Linked DNA regions of Mus musculus: region 1 is linked to region 2. Evidence: chromatin loops called from intact Hi-C (ENCODE). Cell type or tissue: heart. All regions are shown on one strand. Links, peaks and the distances in the headings refer to the core of each region. The heading gives the core; the rest is flanking DNA.

Region 1 (5,000 bases), core at 1-5,000, 69 kb after region 2:
CCTACATGGCTAAGCAATTAACTATAGGGGATGCTGCTTGTACTCAGTGCCAAATTCTGTGCCCCAAGATCTGGTTGCTCCAAGGTCCTCACATCTACCAGCATTTGTTATGTAAATCTTGCTCCCCAACTACTGGGGAGGTGAAGTTTGAGTTTCAGGCCTGGGGGTCACAGGCAGAGAGCACAGAGAAGGAGAGAGAAGAGAAAGAGAAGGGTCTCAGAGAAGAAGACAGCAGAGAACAGGTGGTCTCCATAAGACATGATGGACCAGCAGCACGTGCCAGAGTGAAACGCCTCCCCAGGACTCCAGACTGCTAGAGCAGAAATGAGTTTCAAACAAGTATTTGCAGAGCACAGTTGGAGTCGTAGCCAGACTACAGTTAGAGATTTAGATTAGGCGTAATCCTCCAGTAATTGCTCAGAGCCTAATAAATAAATATCGTAGTTTGAGTCTTATTCATTTGAAGCTAGATCAGGTTAAGTTTAATACATATTATTTTACATTTGTCGCCCAATGTGAGGTGCCAATCTGTTGTAGTTATTATTATGGGGGTTTGCTACATCTCCTTTTGACTTTATTAGGGGTTTCTACCCCACTTAGATCAGATGGTTCCCAAGTCAAAGGCACAAAACCTTTAGATTTGTAATAAAGCTTAAAGGCACGAGAGCTGAGCAGAGACAAGCCCTCTCTGCCATTTTGTCTGCTTCCCTGTCAGTAACCCCAAGATATCATTGGCCATGCTCTGCCTGGGCCGCTCCTACTCCATCAGGCCGGCCCTCAAGGCCATGTGTTCACGCTCCACACTAGGGCATGGTGATTTCCTTTTTCTTCCCCATTCTCCTCATGGTTCCTGCCTGAGACCCCAAGCCTGAGAACCTCTCCCCTGTCTCTTCTGTCCAGCCCAGGCTGTAGGCATCTTTATTAACCAATCAGGGATAACTCGGGAAGGGTGTGTGTGTCAAGGTTTACACAACAAAACTGGTGTACCTGAGAATCTCCTCACGGGGCAACCCGGCCTTGGGGCCAGTACACAGCATTTGAACATACAGTAGCACCAGGCCAATCCCCCACAATTAACATCGGCTCTGGCTGACCTGGGACTCCCAGAGATCCAGATGCCCCTGCCTCCGAAGTGCTGGGATTAGAGGTATGCACCACCACAGCCCAGTGTGATACTGTCTTTTTACACCTCCTCTCTGTTTTAGTTTGTTTTCTATCATTTTGTGTCAAAATGCTGGGCCAGAACCCAGCACTTCCATGTTAGTCCAGTGCTCTGCCGTTGAGCCTCATCCTCAACACTTCTTTTCACTTTATTCCTAAGTTCAGACTGGGTTTTCACTTGAAATCTTCCTGCTTCAGTGTTCTGAGGAGCTGGTACAGGCCTATGCTACCAGGCCTGACCTGTGTCATTTTTTAGGGAAGAATGAAAGCTTGGGCTACGTCCCCCAGGTCCCATCCGAGCTCTGACACTCCCAACATCACATGCGTACCCACTGTCAACCTCATGACCCAGTGCCCACATGTCAGAGAGGGCTCCTCACACACAGGAAGTGGCTGCGGTGGAGGGTGGGTGAATGCTGAACACAGCCCATGCCTCATGTTGTTGGCAGGCATCCCACCCAAGGCAAGGGTGGGCAACAGAGCAGCCACTGGAGACAGGCATCCAAGAAAGCAGAGGTGGATGACAGGGAGGGAGATGAGAAGCAGGGTGTGAAGGCAAGTGGGGTAACCCTGTAGCTTGAGGTTGAGGCAGGAGGCTGCTGGGGCAGGAGGCTCTTCACTTAAAAGCTACACAAAGCTCAAGGGCCACCTTGGTAGCTTAGCGGGAACCTGACTGAAACAAGGCCCTGGGTTCCATCCCTAGGACCTAAACATGAAAGGGGGCAAAGGGAGCCCACAAGATGGAAGAAGAGCACCAGTGTCTACATCAGTGTCACGGCATGTGAGCACGGCATGTGCACACACACACACACACACACACACATACACACACCACTCGCATATACACAGACTAAAACAACAAACAAACAAAACCAAAACCAAACTGGCAGCTGGAGAGATAGGTGGCTCGGCAGTTAAGAGCCCCTCGCTGCTCTTCCGGTAGACCCAGGGTTTGATTCCCAGCACCTACACAGTAGTTCATAACAGCCTGTAACTCCAGTTCCAGGGACTTAGGCGCCCTCTTCTGGTCACTGAGGGCACAGGCATGCATGTGGTGCATATACATACATGCAATCAAAGCACTCATAAACACAAACTAAATATATCTAAAAAGAGGCTGGGGGAGAGGGAGAGAGAACAGAAAACCAGGCAGTGGGGCTGCCATGCAATGCCAACTACTTGGGGTGCTAACACAGGAGGACACTGGAAGTTCCCAACCTGGGCTACAGAGCATAGATGCTTGTCTCAGAATAAAAACCAAGAAAAAAACTGGTGTGTTGTATGTGTGAAGGTGCTGGCCTGGCAGCTGTGAATCCCTGTTTTCCCTCTCGGTACAGAAGAAAAGAGTGTGTGTGTTTTGGCGGAGTGTGTGGGTGTGTGTGGGGGTTGTCCCAGGAGCAGGAGGCCTGGGGAGTGGTTAGCTGATCCCAATATGGGGACTACAGCAGCAAGAAACTAATCCCAAGAAAGGAATCCCAGAGGGAGCCCTCAGGAGAAGGGCTGGTGGGGGGTGGGTGAGTCACTTCCTTAATGATTCAGCCATCTCTGGGCTGGCTGCATGCCAGGTTCCCAGGGGACTCCTGGGATCAGCCACAGTGAGCAGGGTTGCTGGGGCAGGGACAGTGGGCTCAGAGGGTCCCCTGAAAGCTCAACCTTTGTCTGACTGGATTTCCCTCAAGCCAATGGAGAGGCTTTGGATGAAACACTCCCTCAACACTGGAGTGTTCTGAGGTGGGGCACCCCAGCCAGGCAGTTGTCCCCTCAAGTCAGAATTCTTTCTTCCTCCTCTTGGGCCACTGAGCTGGAATTCTCCCACACCCATCAGAACTCAGTTCCTCTTTGTGGGACAGACCACAAAATGACCTTCCCTTCACCCTGAGCCCTGGGGCAATGCACAGTTCCTAACATCCAGTACCAGTATGTGTGTCTGTATGTGAACAGCAGAGGTGCCTTCTACCTTGAACCTCGGCTCATCAAGCAGGCTTGGCTAGCTAGCCAGCAAGCCCCAGGGACAGACACTATGATCGCAAGTGTGTGTCACCGCATCCAGCTTCCTTCACACAAATCATTAACCGACAGAGGCCTCCCTCCAGCCCTCAAGTCACTTTTGAAAAAATAATATTGATTTATTTTTAGGTGTATGGATGTTCTGCCTGCATGCATATTGCCCGGGGCATAGATAGGTAAGAAGAGGACACTGAATGTCCTGGAACTGGAGTCACAGATGGTTGTGAGCCACTGTGTGGTTCCTGAGAATCGATTTCTGTCCTCTGAAAGAACAGCAAGTGCTCTTAACCACTGAGCCATCTCTCCAGCCCCTTAGGTAATTTCTTTAAGACTTGGAACCACAGCCGTGCATGTTGATGCACACTTTCAGAGCCAGCACTGGTAAAGCACTGTGGGAGAACTCCGCTGGAAGCCAGCCTGGTCTACCTAGGGAGCCAAGGCTATGTAGGAAGACCCTATTTTAACAAGACAGAAGTAGGGGGATTAGTACACATTCAAAACCAGTTACGGCTACAGAGCTGCTACAGCGAGCGCCAAAGCCTGTCTCAAAACTAAAACCAAAGCAGACTCAAAATGAAGCCAGACCCTTTTGCGCAAATCTGTAATCTCAGCACTCAGAGGTAGAGGCAGGAGGACCAGAAGTTTAAGGTCATTTTAGCCACTTTGAAAGCTTGTTTACAAAAACAAAGCAAAAAACAAAAAACCAAACAAACAGACTCAGAGTAACATCAGCCATCAGGAAGATCAGGAGGTAGGGGCGGGGCTATGTCCAATCTACACAAAGAGAAGCTAGGGCTTGGAGCTTGGAAAAAAGATGAGTGATCAAACCAGGCCAGAGAAAGGACAGTAGACTCAAGTAATAGTTACCCAAGTCAGGGGGGTTCCTTGTCCCCTGGGCTGGGCTGGGCTCTACCCCACCATGCTAAAGGCATCAGCCAGACCGCCTACATCTGGAGACTTGGAAATTAATCAAACGGGAGCAGAGCCGTTCCCTTCTGCTCCCAGACACATCTGGTTCAACTTCCCAAGCTCAGACTGGAGCCAAGGGACTCCTGCTTAGAGAATCCAGAAGTGGGGGTAGGGCAGCCTTTGTGCTTCCTGCAGTATTTCATTGTGTAGTTCCGGCTGGCCTGGAACTTACTATGTAGACCAGGTTGGCCTCCAACTCCCAGGATCATGGAAGCCTCCTGCCTCCGCCTCTCTAATACTGGGATTCAAAACCTGAGAATCCAACTAGCGAGGCTGCTTGGTTGGTTTTGAAGACAAGGTATCATGTGGTCTCAAACTCAGTATACAGCAGAGAATGACCTTGAACTTTTGACCCTCCTGCCTCTACTCGCTAGGTACTCTGATAGCAGACACAGACACCACACCCACATGTTCAGTTAATTCAAACTGTAAACCAGAAAGTTTGTACACAAACTCTTGGCCCTTGAAACAATATGGTAAAATACAGCTGGTCTTGTTCCATTTTACAGAGGAGGAAAGTGCAGCCCAAAGTCACTGTGACCCAGCTTAGTGACAGCCAGGCAGGCCCCTGCAGCTGTTTGCCACCAACTGTGACACCCTGGGACTCTATTTCCTGGTTCTAGGTCCATGGCTACTGAGCTGCCTGCCACCTGTCACTAGCACTCAGGCCAGTCATTGTGGTTAGGGTGACCCCAGTTTGTGCCCCAAGTTCCATATCTTGGGGTAACTCCAGCTGGTGCCCCGTTCCATTTTTTCACTGTTTGTTGTCAAGTTACTTAGGTGACTTAGCCATCAAACAACGGTTGAGGCACCCAGGGTGGGGCGGGAAAGTCATGATGAAAGCCAAGTTCAAACCACAGCCT
Region 2 (12,052 bases), core at 4,134-9,133:
GTAGGTATCAAGTGCTCTCTGTATATCAAGCTAGCTCTGAGTTTTACCACGACAGAAATCCTGCTCGTAGTATGTGGACCTCTCCTTGGCCCTGGGTGTCACCAGTCCCTAGGGTAGGGATGTGTTGGGAAAGAAGACCCAGGGAGGAAGGCATGAGCATCCTGCCCTACCTCTGCAGGTGATGTTCTGCACCCTCAACACCCACAAAGTGGACATGGACAAACTCCTGGGGGGCCAGATCGGCCTGGAAGACTTCATCTTTGCCCATGTGAAGGGGCAGCGCAAAGAGGTGGAAGTGTTCAAGTCGGAGGAGGCTCTGGGGCTCACCATCACCGACAACGGGGCCGGCTACGCCTTCATTAAGGTGCCCGGGTGGGTGGCACACCCTTAGTCAGTGGCCAGGGTCTGTAATGGGACCTAGAGTGGAGCTTCCAGGGTTGATGCCTGCCCCTCCACAGCGCATCAAGGAAGGCAGTGTGATTGACCACATTCAGCTCATCAGCGTGGGGGACATGATTGAAGCCATCAACGGGCAGAGCCTGCTGGGCTGTCGGCATTACGAGGTTGCCAGGCTCCTCAAGGAGCTGCCCCGAGGCCGCACCTTCACCCTCAAACTCACAGAACCTCGAAAGGCCTTTGGTGAGCCATCCTTGCACCCTGGACCACCCACTGGGATGACCTTGAGCTCTTAAGAAATACAGGTGGCAGTCCTGGGAACCACCAGCAGGTGGCGCCCGAGCCTGCAATGCAAAATGGGGACAGCCCCACCCTACCCAAGAACTAAGTGCTGGCTGACAGCCCAGCCTGAAGGAAGTTGTCCCCACACCCGACTTCCAGGAGCCATTAGCCCAGCCAAGTGCCCCCAACCCTGGCCAGCCCCCTCAGCCTGGAGAGGTGAGGCTTGGCTGCTTTGTACAGCTCCTGTGCCCTGCCCCTGTCTCTACCTGGCTTCACTAACTCTCTGGAATGGGCCTGAGGCACCCCTGGTGTGGGTAGAAAGGGCTTATCTGGAATTCAGCAGCTATACTCACGCTTCTCAGCCCTCAATCCTTCAAAGAGAAGCTCCCCTCCATTCTCTCTCCAGCTGCCTTTCTGCATGACCCCCAGCTGCCCCTCACGCTCCATGCAAAGTCCTGCCTTCCTGGAACCCAGCCCCTCTCCCAAGGAGCCTACAGAACCTGGCGATGGCGAGAGGTGGCTGTGTGAAGCCTAGGTACCTGAGTACTGTACTCGCTGTATGCTGAAATTCCCCACTACCTTTACCTCCCACAGATATGATCAGCCAGCGTTCAGCCGGTGGCCACCCTGGTTCAGGCCCACAACTGGGCACTGGCCGAGGGACCCTCCGTCTCCGATCCCGGGGCCCTGCCACCGTGGAGGATCTGGTGAGTGAGCCACCCCTGGCCAGTGACAGCATTCTGATTATGTGAAAGACCCTGGACACCTCTGCTTAAACCTACTCTTCCCAACTTTGAGACCTACCGTGGCCCATCGAGCCTTGGGACTCCTCCCTGTAGAGTAAGAGTCGGTAACTTCTTGTCAGAGCAGACATTAATGATGCAAACAAAAAGCACTGCCAGACATGGGGTTTCAAGCAGGAAGATTCACATTCAAGGGCAGCTCAAACCGTAAGACCTTGTCACCAAGGTCTTAGATGAAAATATATGAAAGCCAGCCCAGGGTGGATACGTACGTATGTAATCCTAGCTACCTGGGAAACTAAGATTTAATGTTCAAAGTTTGGGCAACTTAGAATATGCCTCAATATGAGAATGATCATTTCTGGGTGTTGGGGACTAAAGAGATGGCTTAGCAGTTTAGAGCACGTGTGACTCTTGCAGATCACCCAGGTTCAGTTCCAAGTACCCATAATGGGTGGCTCACAGTCATCTGTTAACTCCAATTCCAGAGGTCCAGTGTTCTGACCTCCACAGGCACCAGGCAGACACTTGTACACATACACATGTGCAACCAAAGCAGTCCTCTACATAAAATAAGTAACGACAAAACCAGGAGCTGGGGATGCAGCTCACTGGTAGAGCTGTTGCTGAGTCCCTGGGAGCCGTCCCCAGCACTTAGGGCATCCAGTGCCTATCACAGTACTGTTGACGTTATTGTGCTGTCTTGTCCCCGCCCTCCACAGCCGTCGGCCTTTGAGGAGAAGGCCATTGAGAAGGTGGATGACTTGCTAGAGAGCTACATGGGGATCAGAGACACGGAGCTGGGTGAGTGGGGCACCCACCCATGCCTGCAAGGTGGGAGTGGGCTTCCAGGTCTCACCCAGGCTGAGTTGAGCCTACACCTCTGCCCATCATGACATCTGTGCCTCCATCTTTTCCAGCTGCCACCATGGTGGAGCTGGGAAAGGACAAAAGGAACCCGGACGAGCTGGCAGAAGCCCTGGATGAGCGGCTCGGTGACTTCGCATTCCCAGATGAATTTGTCTTTGATGTCTGGGGAGCTATCGGGGATGCCAAGGTTGGCCGCTACTAAGACTGGAACTGAACCTGGACCTTGAGATAACCTGGCTTGGCCTGGCTGGGGTTTCCAGGAGGGGTGCCACAGCCGGGACCTGGGCACACAGCCGAGGCTCGTAAATCAGCAGCCTGGGAAAGGCATGGGGTGCAAATGCCCTGTGGTCCTGGCCCCACTCCAATCAGTACCACCACGGTGCCCAGCCTGGTTGGGGTCCCCGGCCAACCCCTGCCGGGTTCCCCACCTACCTCAATAGAGTACTCGCATGGGAGGGACCAACACACTGGGCAGTCACCTCTGTCCCCAACATTTCCCACCATCAGCTGGCAACTGCCCCTTCTGTCCCCCTGGGCCTCAGTTCTCTTTGGGGTCATGACCTCCCTACTTTACTTTTTTTGCTTTGTTTATTTTCAAGACAAAGTCACTATGTAGCTCTGGCTGTCCTGGAACTCATTCTGTAGACCAGGCTGGCCTTGAACTCACAGAGATCCACCTGCATCTGCATTCACAGTGCTGGGATTAAAGGTGTGCGTCACCACTCCCTGCTCTCCCTGCTTTCTTGACACCAGAAATGCAGAATGGCAATAATGCCTTCCCTTGGGCATCTCCCACCTGAGGGGAGCCCTCTCAGTTGGGGTCTGTTACCTCCCATTTGAGTGGACACTGCTGTGAACCCCGGTTCCTTGTCTTTAGACAATGAGGAGGGAGGGGGAGGGAGGCAGTGGGCTTTTGTGTCCACACACCCTCTCTTGGATATAGAGATTTTACTCTGGGAGCTGTTTGGCTCTGGGGAAGGAGGGGTGGCCAGGGAAAGAATGCAGCAGCTGAAATCTATCTCCTGGATTCCAAATTGAATTAGGAATTGGCTGCCCTGCTGCCCCCTCCCCCTGGCTGGAGGCCGTCAAGCTTCCAGGCAGTGCTGGAGTTTCTGGCTGGCTTGGGGTTCAGACCTGGTTCCCCACTCACCCAGGCCTCACATATGCTCCTCTTGTGTGAGAGCCCCCGTGTGTGGCAGCAAGGCCTGTTGCCCTGTTACCCTAGTTGTACTCAGGGGACAGGCATCCATGGCACAGTGCTTCACAGAGATGTAAACCTGCCAAGCTTGTTTTGACAGTCCATTTCATCCTAGGATTTAAGGAGATCAAGGAAAGGGTGGGGTGGGACCCTGGCCAGACTTGGGGAGAGGGGAGGCAATTGGAACAAGGGGAACCAGGCCAGAGGTCTCTCTCCAGCAACCATAGGAATGTTTGGGGTAAGCCCAGCAGAGATGCTGCAGGAAGGCTGAGTGGTACTGGTTCCCTGGTACCAGGCAGGAGATGGGTATCCTGGATATAGGACAGAAGCCCTGCAGATGGCTACTTGCTATCCCTGATCACAAGCCCATTTTCAGTACTGATAGTAGAACCCAGGGCTTCATACATGCTAAGGATGTGCTCTGTCACTGAATTGTAGCCCAGGTCCTATACTGGGGTCTCGCATGTCTGCTGGGAGCAGCTGGGACCATGTGTAGTGGGTGGTTGGTAGCCAGGTTGAACCAGAGCTGTGATTATTGTGGGTAAGCCTTGGGTGCAGTGAGTTTCAGGGAGCTGTGTTCAGTGTGTGCATGGGTCTCTGGTGTATTCTTTCTTTTTTTTGGGGGGGGGGATTCAGGATAAACAGGCCTTAGAGATGTGATTATGTGTCTCAGGACAAGTTCTCGGGGTCCATGGGCATTGGTTTAAGGGAGACTACATCAGGAGGTGTGCTCTGGGGCTGGGAACAGACTTACAGTGACAGTGAGATTTACACCCAGTGCTGAGGTAAGCATCAGTTTCATATGGGGGAGGGGGGATAGATGTTACAGTCAGCAATGGTGAGTGCTATCCAGTGTTTACTCCCCATTATGACTAAGCTGACAGTGGCTGCATGTGTGCCCCTTTTCAAGACAGAAGGTGAGACATAGCTATGGATGCAGGGTGCCCTATGAATTGCCTACCTCCCCATAAGGCAGGATACAGATGATAGCCTGGCTCCCCTGAGTCATTTAGCCACCTCTCTTCACCTAGGATGACTCCCTGTTGCCCTGGTCTAGGCTGCCCACCTCTGCCCAACTGTGACAACCATAAAGGCAAGGGTAGGAGGCATTGCTAGCTCCCATCACACCCAGGCAACTCCCAACCCCTCAAGTCCAATGAGGACAACACTCCTCCACACACACACTCACTCTCCTGCCCCCCCCCGCCCCCCACGGGAACTCATAGCCCTTCCAGCCTGCCCCAGGCGATGCTCACATTTTCCAGTGTTTAGATTTTATCCACTTTATTAATGAGGCGGGCAAGAGGCCCGGGTGAGGGTGTGGGGGTTTGCTCCTGCCCCGCTGAGAGGAGGGGGGTCACAGAGACCAAACCAATTCAGAGAACCTCAGTCCTTGGCGGGAAGGAGCTGGGCCCAGTTGCCCTGACTGTTGCCAGCAGTTTTGCCCACTCAAGGCTCCCAGCCCCAGAGAGCAGACATGCATGGGGTGGAGCAGCCCCTGGAGGCCAGTGAAGTGCGGGTGGAGGCGGCACGGAGCCGAGGAGCCGCCCCAGGAAGAGGGAGCGGCCTGCCGGGAGCCAGGGAGTAGCTGGAGCAGGCAGCAGGAGCCAAGTTCCAGGCCATGGGGACCCTGCATCCTGAGCAGCACTGGGTAAGAAGCTGGGACATTGAGGATAGCAAGCCAAAGAAGGCTAGCTATAGCCCTCCTGCTCTCTTGCTGTTTAATGGCTCTCAGTCCTAGGCTGTCCATCTCCTCTCAACTAGAGAATGGGCAAGCCGGGGGCGGTTCAAATAGGGGTATGGGATGGGCATCTGAATGAGGCAATGCCAGACTGGTGAGAGATTGCCATGGAGACAAGAGAGGGCAACAGAGATGGGATTCTGGAAAAGAGCTGGGCCCATGGGATCTGAGAGCACCATAGAGTTCAGAGATGGGTTCGGGGTAGCAGGGGTCTGTGGGGACAGAGAGGACCACGGAGACCAGAGATGTGGCATAGAGGCCTTGGGGCACAAGAACGGGTCTATAGGTGTAGAGATGGGTTGTTTGGGGAAGAGATCTAACTGCAGATTGGATCAGTCTCTGGAGACAGGCACACGGCCATTGGAAGAGATGAACTATAAGTGGTGGCGTTGTTGGAACAGGGACATCAAGGACAGAGTTAAAAGGTGACCAAAGCTAGTTGTGGTGTGAGCCTTTAATCCCAAGACACAGGAGGCATAGGCAGGTGGATCTTTTGAATTTAAGGTTAGCCTGGCCAGTTCCAGGGCAAGCCAAGGAGACTTCTGAAAACGGAGAGATGGGCAGGCAGACACGAAAGTGGAAATTGGGATCAGAAATGGGCAAGGGTCTATCCCATGGGATCATGGACCAGGAAACTGATGGGGTGGAAACGTGGAGGTGGGGGTGGGGTGGAGATGAGACTAGATACCCGGGACCCGTGCCAGGTCAGTCAAGACCCCCAGCAGATACGAGGGCAGAATGAAGCCAGACACGAGATGGGGCCAGTGACAGGTGAATAGGATCTGAAATGGAGCAGCTAGGGTCATGTGGCGGTGCCCTGGGCACAGAAGGTTGGGACCCTACCTCACTGTGCCCTCTTCTTATCTACGCAGCCCTCTTGGCCACTGATATGAGCCCCTGCGGGCTTAACCTGAGCCTAGCGGATGAGGCAGCAACGTGCGCAACACCCAGGCTCCCCAATACATCTGTGGTGCTGCCAACAGGCGATAATGGCACATCACCAGCGCTGCCTATCTTCTCCATGACGCTGGGTGCTGTGTCCAACGTGCTGGCGCTGGCGCTGCTGGCCCAGGTTGCAGGCCGAATGCGGCGGCGCCGCTCGGCTGCCACCTTCCTGTTGTTCGTCGCCAGCCTGCTTGCCATCGACCTAGCAGGCCATGTGATCCCGGGCGCCCTGGTGCTTCGCCTGTATACTGCGGGGCGTGCGCCTGCTGGAGGGGCGTGTCATTTCCTGGGTGGCTGCATGGTCTTCTTCGGCCTGTGCCCACTTTTGCTTGGCTGTGGCATGGCCGTAGAGCGCTGTGTGGGTGTCACGCAGCCACTGATCCACGCGGCGCGCGTATCTGTGGCCCGCGCACGCCTGGCACTAGCCGTGCTGGCTGCCATGGCTTTGGCAGTGGCGCTGCTGCCACTGGTACACGTGGGTCGCTACGAGTTACAGTACCCTGGCACCTGGTGTTTTATTAGCCTTGGGCCTCGTGGAGGTTGGCGCCAGGCGTTGCTTGCCGGCCTCTTCGCCGGCCTTGGCCTGGCCGCGCTCCTTGCGGCATTAGTGTGCAATACGCTCAGCGGCCTGGCGCTCCTCCGTGCCCGCTGGAGACGGCGTCGCTCTCGACGATTCCGAAAGACCGCAGGTCCCGATGATCGCCGGCGCTGGGGATCTCGTGGACCCCGCTTGGCCTCCGCCTCGTCTGCCTCATCCATCACTTCAGCCACAGCCACCCTCCGCAGCTCTCGGGGCGGCGGCTCCGCGCGCAGGGTTCACGCACACGATGTGGAAATGGTGGGCCAGCTCGTGGGCATCATGGTGGTGTCGTGCATCTGCTGGAGCCCCCTGCTGGTGAGGGGCGCAGTCGCTCCTCAAGCCAAACTCTTTTCTGCCCCCTCCTGGGCTCTGCCTCCTGAAGACCCTGCCTGCAGACAAAGCCTGCCCCTCTGCTATCCGGGACCCTTTTCTTCACTCTCTTTAGGATCTCTGTAAATAGTCTCACACACTCAAGCCTTTCACTTTCTACATCCCTCCGCTCCATCCATTCATAGCCTTTTTCCTTCCCAGCTTGTTGACCTTAGAGTCGTATGTGTGTTGTAATACTGGGTCTTCTCTAGCCGGACTCTCCGCAATCTCTGATGACCTTTGCTTAGTCACTCTCCTTCCTGCACAGATCCTATTTGTCCTGCATGGCTCGCCCCGGCATCCTGACCCTCCACCCCACCCCTTCTCTCCGGCGGGCTCCACTGCTCACACCTGCTTCTCTCGCAGGTGTTGGTGGTGTTGGCCATCGGGGGCTGGAACTCTAACTCCCTGCAGCGGCCACTCTTTCTGGCTGTACGCCTCGCATCGTGGAACCAGATCCTGGACCCATGGGTGTACATCCTGCTGCGCCAGGCCATGCTGCGCCAACTGCTTCGCCTCCTACCCCTGAGGGTCAGTGCCAAGGGTGGTCCAACGGAGCTGGGCCTAACCAAGAGTGCCTGGGAAGCCAGTTCACTGCGTAGTTCCCGGCACAGTGGTTTCAGTCACCTCTGAATGTGCCCAGAAGCTAAGTCAAACCATTCTGGGCTGGGCTCAAGGGTATAGAGTCTCAAACTCAGTGTGCCTAGGGCGCTGCGTCCTGTGGGTCCACAACACTGTCACCGCACAGGGGTGAAAGAGGCTCCACTGGGGACGAGTACAGTTCTAACGATGGTCACGCGATGGCCCAGATACATGGGATGCTCGAAACACCAGAGGTGGGACTCCCCAGGCCAACAGCTTGAAGAGCATGCGCACAGCGCCGCAACCTTAGTTCTAAGATTCGGGCTCTCCATAAATAGAGCAAAGTTTTGGATTCACTTCCCATCTCTGTCACCACCCCAATAGACTCTTGCAAGCGTCTATCCCAAACTATCCCAAGAATCTCAACACCTTCTACCCACACGGCCTTAAAACCCCAATGCTCTCCAACATACCCCTAAGCCCACTACTGCATGTTCCCATCTTGACCTTTCAAATGTGCCCCATCAGTCCTGCCCCCAAGAGTCTGCCTTGCCTCTGTCACCTGCTCCAAGCACACTCCAGTCCAGATGCACACAGAGGCTGAAAATGCATGTATGGAGTAAACCCCAAAGGCTTGTTTTTTAAAAAATCAAGAACTCTTGGGTAAGGCAGGGGCTTGGGGCTAGTAGCCTCCGGCCACAAAGTCGAAATCCCGGAAGGCTGCCTGCTCCGCAGCTGTGAGGGGCCGTGCATCCCGGGGAGGACTCAGTGTGGGGGCCTCCCCAGTGAACTCCTCATCGAAGTTGCTGACATCTGTGCGCCCTGAAAGTGTAGGCACGAAGGGTGGAGGCAAGCGGCGGGCCAGCAGGACATCCCAGCCCAGAGACTGTGGAGAGGGGGACAGAGTGAGTCATGATGGACTTTGAGGGTCTGAAGGGAAGTCTAGAGATCAGCAGGAAGCAGATAAGATGGGGAGGGACTGGGAACTCAGATAAATCTAGGGAGCCTGAGGTAGTCCAGGGTAAGCCCTGTGATGATGATTTGGGCCTGGAGAAGCAGTGGGGATGACAATTAAGGGAAATGAAGGTTGCAGACAAACGGAGGTAACATTTGTGAAGAATCATGGTGGCTGTGAGGTGTGGGGCTACAAAGCTCTTTAAGATACAGCTACTAGATTTGGGGTGGGAATGAACTGGAACTGAGAAGAATACTCAGGTCCTTGGGGTGACTGAGAGGATGGGGAGGGGTCCGCTCACCCGGAAGAAAGGCTGTTTTTTCACATCTTCTGCATCGCGCTCAGTGGACCCCAGCCTCCGCTCCGGGTTCCTCCGCAGTAGCTGTGAGCATGCACAGGAGTTGATCTATATCTGAGTCCAGTCCCGAGACCCCTTCCCAGCCTACCTTGCCGGAGGTGGTCGGGAGGCGGGAGGTGTGCCTACCCTTCTCATGATGCCGATGGCCTCTGCAGACAGGAAGCGGGGATAGCGAACTTCGTCGTTGACAATGCTGTCAAATACCTCCTCCTCATCATCCCCAGGGAACGGAGACTGGGGGGCAGAGGATGCGGGTTTGTAAAATCCCACTTTTAGCCAATCCACACACCCAGCACTACCAAATGGCCTCACCCCTCCGGGAGCACTCTTGCACCGCTGCTGGCTTACAGGGGTAAGTATCCCACTTTACAACTACAGAAAGATTAGAGAGGTAAGGCTGCCGGCTCCAGATCATACTTCACGTGGTAGGAGCAGATTCCCATCTCACTCTGAGGCACATGCATGTTCTCTACAGAAAAAAAAAAAGGCAGCCTGGGCCTCACCTCTCCAACCAACATCTCATAGAGCAGCACGCCCAGTCCCCACCAGTCCACTGCTCGCGTGTAGGATGTGTCTGTGAGCACTTCCGGCGCCAGGAACTCCGGAGTTCCGCAGAACGTGCTGGTCCGGTCCCCATAGCCCATCCCTGGGTGGGATGGAGAGCAAGGCCACGTGAGCCTATAGTTGCTAGGGGGGTAGGAGCATGAGATGCTCCAAATATCCATCCAGCCCTACCCCAAGTCAGTATGGGGTGACCCAGATGGGGCTAGAGCTGGTGAACTATTCTGAAGCTGCTAGGGTGAGCAGGTGACTGGCAGCAAAGCCCATAGAGAAGAAAATGTCACCTGACCACCTAGGTACAGCTGCACCAGAGGGTAGCCCACCCCCTATTCCTCTCATCCCAGGATTGCAGCCCCTCACCCTCCTTGCAGAGGCCAAAGTCTGCGATCTTGACGTAGCCCTCAGTATCCAGGAGCAAATTGTCCAACTTCAGGTCCCTGGGGAATGGGGGTGTCAGGGGATGTAAAGAGGGGTGACTGGGTAGGGATCGGGGCTCTGTGCAGAGCTTGACCATGTCCAGTCTGTGGGCAGAACATTCTCACGTACACACCTGTAGACAATCTTGTGTTCATGGAGGAACTGCAGTCCCAGCACCACACAGGCCGAATAGAAGCTGCGGAGATGCATAAGATCGCACAAGCCTGGTTCCTCAGGCACCAAAGTCCCTGACCCCGGGGGGTGGTGGGGGGTCCCAAAGCTGTGCAGGAGGAAGGCCTGAGGGTGGAGGGCTAGGAGGTGGGGCAGAAAGGCGGGGCCTCGGGTGGTGTGCAGGAGGGGCATGGTGCTGGGATAGACTCACACAGCCCGAGGCTCTGAGAACACGTCGCTATGAATGTGCAGCATCAGGTCTCCACCCGCCGAGTACTCCATCACAAAGCACACGTGCTCTGGGGTCTGGAAACAGCCGAAAAGGTTCACCAGGAAGGGATGTCCTGCCCTGGTCACGGCCGCCAAAATCCGCTTCTCACACATCAGGCTGGACAGGAGGCAGAAGTCAGAGAGCCCAGCTGCCCCTCCAATACCCATGCCCTCCAGGTTCACTCAGGTATCTGTTGAGTTGCACCGCTGTGCAATTTTGAGCGATTGGATTCTTTTCTCATTTTGGGAAATGGGTAAGGGTGCAAGGCTCAAGCAGACAGACAGTCTGAGTCCATGCTGGGGACGGGCTTGGGAAGCACTGGCCCGCTCATCAGGCTCGGTGTAACGACTGAAGCATGGGGTCTGATCAGTGGTGAGAGGCTTCCCTCCCTGTCAGTGAGAGGACGGCAAGCCCAGCCCGCAGACAAGCAGACCGACGACCAACCGCAGTGACACCGCAGTGGCATCAGGACAGAGGCGCCTTAAGGCAGACACACTGGGCTCTGCAACCCAGATTAATAAATAAACTCTTCCTTATTTGAGCTTTTGTTCCTGGTTATTAAAGTTCTTGGTCATTAAAAAGGTGGCTGGGAAGTCTAGGGACAGCCTGAAGCCTCCACAGGGATCAAGAACTGTGAATAATTCTCTGACTCGACCTCCTCTTTAATGTGCTAGACAGTCGTAAGAGGACGAGATCCAAGGGCATCTGACAGATCAGGAGGCTAAGTTCTAAGGAAGGCCTGCCTTTCCCAGCATCTGGAAGCACATCTGTTAGAGGATGATTTTAACCTAGGACCCTGACCCCAAACCCGAGGCAGTTCCAAGACTGGACACTTGAGTCCGAACCTCCTGCCTGTGACTGTGTGAGCTCTAGTGGACTGTTACACCATGAGCAGAGAGGAAGACATGTCAGAGTTCACTCTGGAAAGGGGAGGAGTCACAGATGAGTCACAGGAACTGCATCCTATGTCAGTACGCACAGGAAGAGGGGAGCTCTCGTCCATGAATCCCTCTCATTGCAATGCTCAGCAGGGGACACTCTTGGTCTGTTTTCCAACAATTCCCAAGGGTCAGGGCAGAGCCTCACCTCTCAACCTCATCTCGGGCTACAATGTCACCTTTCTTCAAGGCTTTGATGGCAAAGAGCTCCCCACTGGAGCGGAATTCAGACAGCAGCACCTGGAACACAGTAGGCACAGGGGCTTTAGTGGACAGTCTAGGCCCTTGGGGTAAAACTCCGAGCCCCTAAGTCCTCCCCCAAGTCACCTTTCCAAAGTGACCCCGGCCAAGCACGGCCAGGAACTTGAAGTCCTCAAGTGTCAGGGGCGACTTTCTCAAGGGGCTGTGGAGAAAGAGATCTCGTGGGGACTTGGAGCATATGCAGGGGTACAGATAGGGACTAGGAAGGGGTATCACCTGCACAGGCCAGGGCCTGGAGTCTCCTGGGTCTCTGAAGGCAGCTCTGGAGATGTGGTGGATTCATGGGTTGGAGAACTCTGTGGTGCAGAGGTCACAGTAGCCATAAGTCAGAGCTCATGAGCCCCAGAGCCAAAAGGGCCCTGAGCCACACTCATCCTTGCCTTATGTCTGCCCCACACCCTCCTCCCCAGGACC

The links. A loop is a pair of places that touch in the nucleus more often than their neighbours do. Peaks named below come from ENCODE experiments on the same cell type or tissue, not always from the same donor. Only the 100,000 strongest peaks of a DNase experiment are listed, where the experiment ranks them.
Region 1: a loop joins it to region 2, with 2.4 times the contacts of the local background. A loop is called at or near these places in 7 of 42 quality-filtered maps.

Annotation. Positions count from the first base shown.
Region 1 is chr8:83,735,338-83,740,337 of GRCm38, forward strand. All of the region lies in intron 1 of Adgre5 (adhesion G protein-coupled receptor E5), which reads right to left. Among named protein-coding and RNA genes, the nearest start is that of Gm46046, 3.4 kb to the right of the region's middle. In heart, for the core only: a CTCF peak has its summit at 2,191 (motif pointing left); DNase peaks (open chromatin) are centred at 1,544, 2,704, 4,164, 4,914 and 2 weaker places; H3K4me3 peaks cover 364 bases; H3K27ac peaks cover 2,043 bases.
Region 2 is chr8:83,661,777-83,673,828 of GRCm38, forward strand. It overlaps Ptger1 (prostaglandin E receptor 1 (subtype EP1)), which reads left to right and starts at 4,868. Exons shown (of 3, transcript NM_013641.3): 1 at 4,868-5,140; 2 at 6,103-7,070; 3 at 7,491-8,329. The coding sequence starts at 6,120. The coding sequence ends at 7,757. It overlaps Pkn1 (protein kinase N1), which reads right to left. Exons shown (of 22, transcript NM_177262.4): 13 at 11,855-11,934; 14 at 11,705-11,780; 15 at 11,526-11,617; 16 at 10,380-10,556; 17 at 10,131-10,193; 18 at 9,941-10,017; 19 at 9,523-9,665; 20 at 9,146-9,253; 21 at 8,963-9,043; 22 at 7,986-8,592. The coding sequence ends at 8,389. It overlaps Gipc1 (GIPC PDZ domain containing family, member 1), which reads left to right. Exons shown (of 7, transcript NM_018771.3): 3 at 179-364; 4 at 459-639; 5 at 1,273-1,385; 6 at 2,144-2,225; 7 at 2,342-3,013. The coding sequence ends at 2,493. In heart, for the core only: CTCF peaks have their summits at 4,992 and 7,076 (motif pointing left); DNase peaks (open chromatin) are centred at 5,035, 6,425, 6,975, 7,545 and 2 weaker places; H3K4me3 peaks cover 1,462 bases; H3K27ac peaks cover 1,722 bases; H3K27me3 peaks cover 1,501 bases.